Regions from separate parts of the Homo sapiens genome. Here region 2 is linked to region 1. A link is a loop called in an ENCODE intact Hi-C map of the cell type or tissue named here. Cell type or tissue: psoas muscle. All regions are shown on one strand. Links, peaks and the distances in the headings refer to the core of each region. The heading gives the core; the rest is flanking DNA. Region 1 overlaps LINC02940 (long intergenic non-protein coding RNA 2940). Region 2 holds the start of LINC02943 (long intergenic non-protein coding RNA 2943).

Region 1 (5,377 bases), core at 124-5,123:
GGGCCCTTATTCCAATATGACTCGTGATATCACAAGAAGAGGAGGACAGACACAGAGACACACTCCAGAGGGAGAAGGCCATGTGACAGCCACGGACTGCTGGAAGCAGCGGAATCTAAAGGCAAGGCAGGGAACAGATTCTCCCTCCCAGTCCTTCGAGAGAACCAACTCTGCCGACAGCTTGATTTCAGAATTCTGGTTTCCAGAACGGTGAGAGAATAAATTCCTGTTGTTTTAAGCCTCCCGTTTGTGGTGCTTTGTTATGGCAGCCCCAGGGACTAATGCAGTCACCGTCACTTGATTGCAGACAAAACGACTGAGGGTTCTCTGCAATGAATTTCAAGTTCTGAATTGAAAGAGGCTTCAGAGCCTGAAGAAAGAGGCGATGCCAGCACTCTCTGGAGTGGGATCCACAGAAGCAGAGAAAGCCCAGGGGATGAGCCAACCCAGAATCCAAACGCCCGTGGATCGGGCCAGACCCAGGACGGCGCTATCTTGCACACCCATCACAGGCTTGGGGACACTAGAACTGCACTGTCAGATATTCCTGACTTCATGTGTGTGTGTTTGTGTGTGTGTAGATCAGGCCATATGATTTACTTGCTGCACTCTGAGCGATGCTGTGTAGATAAAGCTATATTATCTATTTGCTACACTCTGAATAATGCCTTCCTCAGTGATAATCATAATCAAGTGAGCTTTGGATTGTCATTATGAAGTCTCAAATTAAAACAATTGGTTGAGATACTGCCAGCAAGGCAACTAGATCGGGGATTGCAGCTGCTGATGCCAGTCTAGTATTTAGGTAAGAGGATGCCTCCACCCTCTTAGAGCATGTGGCTTGCACATCCATTCTTTCAGTGCAGGAAGGGCTGGAGTGTCCACTCCCTACTCCCAACCCCATCAGTTGTTGTATGGTCCAAAATGCAAAGTAATTTTAATGTGATCCAAGATGCATATAAAAACATTTTAAAAACAGATATGTTATGCATTGCTTAGAATGATGCACCATCCGCTTCATGAACAAGCAAGAACTAACTCTATCATTGACTTCATCCACAAATACTAGAGGTGATGAACTTGAGGTCAAAGTTCCGAAGTCAGACAGCATGGGTTTATTCATCGCCTGCTATGTGCAAATCCTAGATGTCACCAGGCTCTGCTCACTTGGTGTCTTGGCCACTCTGGGTGATGTTTACACAAGGCTTGGTGGCTTTGAGATGGGTTGCAAACAAGAGATATCAGTTGTTGGACTTTTGCTTATAGCTTGGGGTTGGACATCCTCTATCCCTCGATACCTCCTTGCACCCATCAGCCGTTATCTTTGAAGGAAACTTTTTCCTTGAGTCTGGTTCCTTGTCTTCAGGTTCTAACCTCATGGTTTTGGATCCTTGTCCCTATGGTTGTGATCCTTCCTGTCCTTGGCTCTAGTGCTCTTTTTTTTTTTTTTTTCTATTTCTTTCCTCTACCTGTGCACATGACCTCTTTGAAGAGCTCACCTCCTCCAGGAAGCCTCCCTGGAATCACCCTTTTGCCTTCCATTCTCCTTGTTTATACAGTCCATGTCAGTATATCCAAATTGAATTATCGCGGTGTGCTGCTTTGCAATGTGTATCTGATTTCACCAAAACCCTCTACTGTCTCTAATCCCGGGTATCCAATTTCATGTGAAGTTCAGTGATGTGCTCCTCCCTCCTCCTCTTGCACGCATGAGCAGGTACTCAACACTTTCTGGTCCAGCTACATGTGACATGAGGCCACTCACGCTCTTTTTAATTAACCCTTATGACAATCATGTGCGTTATGGAGAAAATTAATGGAGGAAAAATTACAGAGTCACCCGAAACAGTTGCGCTGCTTATCACCCGGTGTTTGAGCCTGTTTCCCCTGTAATTAGATTACATGTGAGGCAGCCCCAGCTAATTGTCTGTGCCACCCACCGGGGAACTCCAGCTCTATCTGTGAACACCCAGGCCTTCCCGCCGCAGGACAGATGTTGGGTGAGGCTTGCCTCCCACGCAAACATCTGCTCTGTTGTTCCGAGTCAGTCACGAGAGCCAGCCGGCTTAGACAAGCAGGGGATGAATTCCTGGGCGAGATGCTTGATCCTGCCAAGTTTCTGAGCACCAGGCTTGGGCCTCTTGAACAGTTCCCTGCATCTTCCATGATCGGCCAGTGCCTCTGCTTCTGCATTTAGAAACCAGAGTTCACTTCTGGTGGCCTCAAGCCAAAATGAGTCTACGAACCAGAAGTCTCTTGACATTGACACTGATAAACTTTGATATGGAAGCATTTTTGTTTTTGGCAACCATCAATTTTTTTTTGTTTTTCCTCAAACACATGCATGGATGATGTGAGAACCGGTACCTGGAAACTGAGAGACTGCCGCATGTGTTTCGGGCTCCCAGCTCTATCCATAACTGTCTTTGGGGGCTTCCTAGGCAACCTGGGTTTTGACCCTGCTGCCTCCTGGTCCAAGAACTCTGCCCTGTGGCCTGGCAGGAGGCCTGGCCCAGCCAGGGACCGTGGGGGCAGCCTGCGGTGGCGGTTGATTTTTTTTTTAAGCACATAATAATTTGCAGATGTTGGCAGTTACCAGGGAAGTCAGAGCAAAGCTGCAAATGCCAAACCACAACAATATATCATTTTAACCGTCTTATTCCTGGAAATGTGACAGCATCATAGTAAAACAATTCACAAAGACGAATATGCCTGCTGCCTTCGGGCAGCCTACTGCTGCCAATTTGGTGGAGATTATCGGCCATTTATCAATTGTGTTGCTCTACAGAGAAGAAGAGAAATCTCTTTGCTTCTATTTGTGCCGCAGGAAGATCACCTGTCTTCCTCAAGTGACAGTGCATCTTTAAAAAATTCCGACTGCACAGAGCTTGTCTGAAAAGTGATACAACAGCATTGGTGTAGGTTTCTAGTGTCCATGCCAGTGGCTCTTACCCTGTTCTGTGTCATGAACCCCTGCGGCAGCCTAGGGAAGCCTATGGACCCTTTCTCAGAATTCAGACTTCAAATGCATGAAAAAAAGTACATGGGCTTCCCAAGGAAACCAGTATGTTGAAATACAGCTAACAAAATGTAACAAAATGTAACAATCCCCACCCCGCCCTCCCAACTGTGATATGATAGTGCACATGTTTTTTATTAATAGCTTAAGACAAGATTGAGTTGTCCGCCTTATAACCACCATAATTACAAAGCAGAGAGAAGGATGAAAGTCACTGATGATACTGGCAACAGCTGCAATGCAGTATGAAAATATCCGTGATTTCGACAATCACAGGTGTGTCCCCCACAGTGTGCTTCATTGCCTGTGTTCCTAATGGAAGAAAAGGCCAACATGTAGTTAGAAGTCAGGGAAAATAAAAATGGAATTTCTTTCCTATCTAAGTTCACACACCTCCTGACTCCTCACCCAGGTTAAGACTTTGCGAGGAAGAAAAGGCCAACATGTAGTTAGAAGTCAGGGAAAATAAAAATGGAATTTCTTTCCTATCTAAGTTCACAGACCTCCTGACTCCTCACCCAGGTTAAGACCCCGTGTTCTGTGCTACAGTGGTGGCAGCTCCAGGCATGCCCTGGCCCTGCCCTGCCCCGGACAACCTCGTGTGCAGAGTCCAGCCTGGTCCTGGCAGCTCGGGTGGCGCTCTAGCTGTGGCCATTTCTAGGTCCTGTTTTACCTTCCCTCAACTCTGCTCACTGAACCAGGTCCTCATGATGGGGCTAAGGAATGTAACCCCTTTCAAACACTTTTACACTGTTGGTGGGAGTATAAATTAGTTCAGCCATTGTGGAACACAGTGTGGCGATACCTCAAAGACCTAAAGACAGAAATATCGTTCAACTGAGCAATCCCATTGCTGGGTACATCCCCAAAGGAATATAAATCATTCTATTATAAAGACACATGTAAGGGAATGTTCATTGCGGCAGCACTCACAATAGCAAAGACAGAATCAACCTAAGTGCCCACCAATGGTAGACTGGATAAAGAAGATGTGGTGTATACACACCATGGAATACTACGCAGCCATAAAAAAGAACGAGATCGTGTCTTTTTCAGGGACGTGGATGGAGCTGGAGGCCATTATCCTTCGCACGCTAGCACAGAAACAGAAAACCAAATACCACATGTTCTCACTTATAAGTGGGAGCTAAATAATGAGAACGCATGGACACACGGAAGGGAACAACACACACTGGGGCCTTTTGGAGGGTGGGAGGAAAAAGAGGATCAGGAAAAACAACTAATGGGTTTTAGGCTTAATACCTGGGTGATGAAATCATCTGTACGACAAACCCCCATGACACAAGTGTGCCTATATAACAAACCTGCGGTTGTACTTTTGAACTTAAAATAAGAGCACCCAGTCTTTGGATGGAGGGCCCACCCTCAATCCAGGATGATTTCATCTCAAGACCTTTAAACTGATCACATCTGCAAAGACCCTATTTCAAAACAAGGTCATATTCATGGGTACTAGGGGTTAGGACTTAAACATATCCTTTTTGAGGACACAAGCCAGCCTGCTACAGTGCCTGACTTAGGAAGAGCCTGAAGGAGTGTAGAAACCAGGGGGATGGAGAAGCTGAAGCTGGCCTAATCTAGACCCCAAACCTTGGGTTCCATCAGAACAACACGGCCTTGCTTTCCTGAGAATCTACACTGTGCCCGAAACTGAGTGTGGGGCTCCTGCTAAGTCGTCTCAGTGAATTCCCACAACCACACGTGGACAGCACAGGGCTGTTGTATTTGAATCCAGACGGCCTCCTGCCCAGTGCTCCCGTGAGCTGCCTATCAATGTCCTTCCCGCCCCATCCAGGAAGCTAGCCACAAAGCACATGTGGCTATTTAGATTTAAAATTATTAAAGTTGCCGGGCGCAGTGGCTCACGCCTGTAATCCTAACACTTTGGGAGGCCAAGGCAGGTGGATTGCCTGAGCTCAGGAGTTCCAGACCAGCCTGGGCAACATGGCGAAACCCCGTCTCCATTAAAAATACAAAAAATTAGCCGGCCGTGGTGGCTTGCGCTGCGATGCGCGCCTGTAGTCCCAACTACTCGGGAGGCTGAGGCACGAGAATCGCTTAAACCCGGGAGGTGGAGGTTTCAGTAAGCCAACATCGTGCCACTGTACTCCAGTCTGGGGGACAGAGCAAGACTCTGTCTCGAAAATACAATACACTAAAATAAAGTTAAATAAAATTTAAAATCCAATTCCTCCATTGCCATTGTCGTGAGCGGCTACCATTTGCATAGCACGGATAGGGCGCGTCATGAACGGATGGCGCTGCTCTAGACCAATGTTCACGTGTATTGTATAATTATACCTGCATCAACTACAGAACAGCTAACCAGAGTCCCCA
Region 2 (5,377 bases), core at 229-5,228, 100 kb before region 1:
AACAGTGGCGGCGTTAGATTCTTATAGGAGGTTGCGCCTTATTATGAATTGTGAGGGATCTAGGCGGTACGCTCCTTATGAGAATCTAATGCCTGATGATCTGTCACTGTCTCCCATCACCCTCAGATGGGACTGTCTAGTTGCAGGAAAACAGGCTCAGGTCTCCCACTGATTCTTCATTCTTGTGAGTTGTGTAATGATTTCATTACATATTACAGTGTAATAATAATAGAAATAAAGTGCACAATACGCATCATGCCCTTGAGTCATCCTGAAACCATCCCCCCCGTGTGTGGAAAAATTGCCTCCTGCAAAACTGGTCCCTCGTGCCAAAAAGGTTGAGGACCGCTGGCTTAGAACACAGAAATTTGCTCCCTCACAGTTCCGAAGGCCAAAGTCAAGGTGTGGGCAGGGTGGCCCCTGCTGGCAGCTGCATGGGAACATGTATTCCAGGCTTCCCTCCTGTTCCTCATGACCTCCATCCTTGGCCTTCCTTGTATGGAACCAGCATCACTCCAGTCTCTGCCTCTGTCTTCACACGGCCTTGTTTGCAGGATCTCCTTTTCTGTCTCCTATGAGGACACGAGTCATTGGATTTAGGGCCCGCCCTCATCCAGGATGATCTCATCTAGAGATCTTTACCTTCACCCTTTTTCCGTTTAGAAAATAAAGTGCAGCTCACTGCCAGTACTCATTTTTTACATAAACATGCTCTTTGAGGCTGAAGCAAATCTGATGGATTTTCAATGTGAAAATAAAATACAAAAACTGTTCTTGGAGTTATTTCTGCACAGAACTAACATCAGAATCGTCTAAATCATCAGAATCATCTGTTTCGGAAGAATCGGATTCATCAAATGAATCTCTGGCCAATAACTGTTTTCAAGAACAATGTTAACATCACGTGCAGGAATGCGACGTTTTCTAGGATTTGACATTTTCAGCACTCGAGAATTACTATAGTTTTGTAAATGGAAATACCACTACTAAAACCAGAATGCTATAAATGGAATGATGTGTTTTGTTTCCAAAGTCAATACACTAGAGCGATTTGAAAATAATAATAAAAGCAAGGTATTTTGCAGCAAAGTTATCTTGGGGTAAATGCTGCTGGGGAGTATTCTTGGGCAAGTGGGAAAAGGGTTAATGATATCTACAAAGACCCTTATTCCAGTCAAGTCACATTTGGAGGTTCTGGGTGGACATATCTTCTGGGAGGGGGCACCATCCAACTCACGACACCCAGGTAGCTCCTACAAATGCTGACGTCAGGCTGCACCGAGGTCAATTACATTACAGTCCCTGGGGCTGGGATCCTGGCATGGGGCGTGTTTGAAGTTCTGGGTGATGCCCGAGAGCAGCCTGGAGTGCAGAAGTGAAAGGAGCCTTTGTATTTTCAGTTGCCTTTAAATGTCCGAAGAACCCATCCTGATACAGGCTCAGAGGAGACCCTCTTGGGGGAGGGGCTCAGTGTGATTTGTGCCCAGCCTTCCAGTCTTGTCTGGTTCTAATCGGATTGTGGTGGGGTGTGTGTGTCCTTTTCTGTAAATGAAGCACATGAGCGAGCAGTCGTGGCCACACCATGCCCCGGCTTCAGTGTAATGTGTTATTTCTGGCTTTCCTACACCGAGACAGCCTTGGCTTCAGCGAGGCGCTGTTTGTTGCAGCCGGGCAGGGCCGCTTTGTAATCTGAATCTCTGGTGGTCCCACGAAGGTCTGGAACAAAGCGCTTCTTCAGTCCTCGATGTATTCACAGTTTTCTCATAAGAAACCATGAAGTCAGTTTTGTTGGAGTTGTCAGCTGGGTTTCCAACAGAGTGCTTTTGATCCACAAAAGGGTTATTCAGTGCTCCCTTCAGTCTTAATTAGCTGTAGACCCTCCGGATGGCCGGCCCGGTGGGCCTGGAGTGCCCTTTGTCTGGTTTCTATCCAGCCCGCAGGCTGCGCCCTCCTCGGCGATGCCCGCTGGCAGCAGACCCCCGGCGGCAGCTCTGTCCCTGCTGCCCCGGCTCAGACCCCAGCTGGCTCCTCGTGGGGTTGAATCAGAGAGAATTTGAGCCTCAGACGTCAACTTGGGGATCAGCTTCCCAGAGTGCTGTCTCAAGCTGTTGGTCCTGGATCCGGTTCACTTTTAAGGAAGGGGGTGAGAGCCTGGCTGGAGCCCTGCACGGGGAGGGGCTGGCCCTGCCTAGAGACAGGACATGAGTGTCTGAGAGCACTGACCTGGCACCAGCATGAACTCTATTTTGGGCTTTGCCTTGCCCAGCTGTGGGGCCTAGGGCAACCTCTTGTCTGCCTGACTGTCCCCACCTGCAAGGTCATTATGACAGCAGTACCTATGTCGGGGCCAGTTGCATGGGATGTAGTTAGCTCCAGGGCCAGGAAAGGCTTCTCATCATTGTAACCGCATTGCAGCCGTGACTGTCTCTGAGAATCATGTTTAGTTTAAGAAGCACAGTTTGATCATTGAAGATCAATGTAAAGGAAATCCCATCATTTATTTGCACTTCTGGAAGTATATTAAAGGGGATCCAACTTATCCCCAGCACCCCTTCTCATTTCATTTCTCCTTCTTCCGGCATTCCAATTTTCCCACACTCTCTGACTGCGTCCTTCTGACCTCCTTTCCAATGCCTCCCTCCAGCCATGACTGAAGCTCTTCTTCTCTTCTCTTCGCAGTTCTCCTTGATCTCCAAACTCAAATGCCCCCCAACATAGGGTAGGAGCAGCGTCCTCCTGGGAGGGTGCAGGAAGGGCAGAAATCCGGGGTGCAGAGCCAGATCCCTCCAGAGTGGGCCAGCAGAGGGCAGTGGCTGAGGTCAGCTGTAGGTTAACAGTTATTTTGATATTAATAATACGTAGTGATTAATTTGAACATAGGTCTGTTGAAGCCAAATCCAAGGTCCTTCTCCCCGCTATTTTTTTTTTTTTTTTCTGAGACGGAGTCTTGCTCTGTTGTCCAGGCTGGAGTGCAGTGGCCTGATCTCGGCTCACTGCAACCTCTGTCTCCCTGGTTCAAGTGATTCTCCTGCCTCAGCCTCCTGAGTAGCTGGGAATTACATGTGTGCACCGCCATGCCCGGCTAATTTTTGTATTTTTAGTACAGACAGGGTTTCACCATGTTGGCCAGGCTGGTCTCAAATTCCTGACCTCAAGTGATCCACCCGCCTTGGCCTCCCAAAGTGTCGGGATTACAGGCATGAGCCACCATGCCTGGCCCCCTTCTCCCTGCTAAACAGCAGGTTGGAAGGGCCTGTACCTTAGAGGCAGGTTAACTGTAAGGCATGGTTTTCAGGGGGTGCTACTGCCTTCTTGTTTTTGTAAAGGATCCAAAGCTCACTCCTAGGCTGCTGGACAGACGCCCAGTTGATCTGGAACCATTCTAAGGGTGTGGGCAGATCCAGAGACATTCATCTGCAGCAGTGGCTGTGTGGTTTCTTGCTTTTGTGATTGACCTCTATGCTGCCATCCAACACTTACTGAGCACCTTCATGATCAAAACTCTCTGGGGTGCTGAGTAATTTGACGGAATGAAAATAAGACAATAAATATTGACCCTGCCCTGATCGGACTATCACTTTTATTGGGGAAATAAGACAAAGGTTCAAGAGAGCCCCAAAGTGCCAAATTCTCACTGAAGGCAACGGCTTCTTCACCTTTGGAGAGCAGGTAGATCAGCCAGAGCTGGAAAGGGCTGGGGAAGTTTCCTGGATGAGGGGTGCTTGAGCTGGTCTGGGAAGGGTGAGGGAAGAGTGGAATAGGACTGGAAAGGGGTGGCAAGGGCTTGGAGGGCTCCGTGTGTTATCTGTAAATGAGTAGGACTGGAACAGAAATGCAAATGTTCAAGCCAACTTAAAGGGGACCCCCGGCTTTGTTCAGAGCCATCACTAGAATGAACAGTTCATGTTCATATAGGAGCAGAGGGGTATTTGTTCTGTACTTTAAGCTAGTAGAGAAAGCACACCCCACATTGGACATTGCACTCCTGGGACTCTGAGGCAAAATGCATAAGGCATGGGGCAATTCTTTTGCAGCGGTAGAGCAAGATAGATGAAACTGGAGCTGTGAGAAGTTAGCCAAACTGAGGGCAAGGCCTGCTCTCTCCCCATACAGCAGCCTTTCCTGCAAATACAGGTGCCTAAGGAGCTGTATTCTGGCCCCTGGGAGAAGGAGACAGCAGGCAGCTCCTTCTGGCCCAGATGGGGTGTCCTGGGCAGTCAGTGGTGAGGAAAACTCATTCACTTCTCTTAGAAGCCAGGGAGAGCCCCCGTGCTGACTCAGCACCAAGTACCACACTCTAAGCTGTGACCAGGACAAGTGCATGGCCTTGGGAAGCTCACAGTCTAACTCCAGTGGCTCTCACCTGGAGGGTGGGGCCTCATCCCGAGTTTCTGACTCAGGAGGTCTGGGGTGGGACCCAAGAATGTGCCTAACAAGCTCCCAGGTGACACAGGAGCTGCTTGTCTGGGGACTCCACTTTGAAAATCACTCATCCAAAGTAGGATCTCAAACTTTAGATGCCTGAGAATCACCTGGCCTGGTTTCTGGAGATGCTGATTCATAGACTGGGGTAAATGTAAAGGCGTGGATTTTGACAAGTGTCTGGAGATTCTGATGCCCATCAGTACTCGAGAACCACGGGCATATGGGGGTGCTTGTTGAATGGCAGCTGCCCAGAGTGGGAAGCTGGCTTCTGTAGCTGTGGGACAGGGTCTAGAACCTGTATTTTTTTTTTTTTTTTTTTTTGAGATGGAGTCTCACTCTGTTGCCCAGGCTAGAGTGCAGTGGCGTGATCTCAGCTCACTGCAAGCTCCGCCTCCCGGGTTCACGCCATTCTCCTGCCTCAGCCTCCTGAGTAGCTGGGACTACAGGTGCCCGCCACTGTGTCCGGCTAATTTTTTGTATTTTTAGTAGAGACGGGGTTTCACTGTGTTAGCCAGGATGGTCTCGATCTCCTGACCTTGTGATCCGCCTGCCTCGGCCTCCCAAAGTGCTGGGATTACAGCCATTAGAACCTGTATCTTTAGCAGGCACCCCAGGTGACACTTGTGCTGAGCATGTTAGAGACACTGGCCAGAAGGTGGAGGGAAGGTGGGAGTGGCAGCTCCTCCTTCACTGTGGAGGAAATGTCTGTTCTCTCTTTGTGAAGCCCTGATTACCTCCCACCTCCCACAGCCAGGTCTGGCCACACAGCAGTACAGCCACTAGCGTGGGCCCAGTAAGTGCCCGGCTTGGCAGTAAATGGACCCAGTAAGTGGGTCCGTCATGTTGTACTTGGCACCCAGCAAGCTGCCCACATCATTTGGTATTCTCAACTGTGGAAATACCCAGAAGATGTTAGGAAAATGTTGACCTTGCTCAAACTCAACAGGGCTGG

The links. Peaks named below come from ENCODE experiments on the same cell type or tissue, not always from the same donor. Only the 100,000 strongest peaks of a DNase experiment are listed, where the experiment ranks them.
Region 2: a loop joins it to region 1, with 3 times the contacts of the local background. A loop is called at or near these places in 3 of 110 quality-filtered maps.

Annotation. Positions count from the first base shown.
Region 1 is chr21:38,982,424-38,987,800 of GRCh38, reverse strand. LINC02940 (long intergenic non-protein coding RNA 2940) reads left to right here. Exons shown (of 7, transcript XR_007067867.1): 6 at 1-210; 7 at 308-2,450. Among named protein-coding and RNA genes, the nearest start is that of LINC01700, 7.3 kb to the right of the region's middle. RefSeq lists an enhancer at 2,067-2,236. In psoas muscle, for the core only: no CTCF peak of the experiment used is centred there; a DNase peak (open chromatin) is centred at 2,040; H3K4me3 peaks cover 3,099 bases; H3K27ac peaks cover 3,333 bases.
Region 2 is chr21:39,084,140-39,089,516 of GRCh38, reverse strand. It overlaps LINC02943 (long intergenic non-protein coding RNA 2943), which reads left to right and starts at 4,984. Exons shown (of 7, transcript XR_001755055.2): 1 at 4,984-5,377. In psoas muscle, for the core only: a CTCF peak has its summit at 2,780 (motif pointing right); DNase peaks (open chromatin) are centred at 409, 1,616 and 2,176; H3K4me3 peaks cover 1,778 bases; H3K27ac peaks cover 4,027 bases.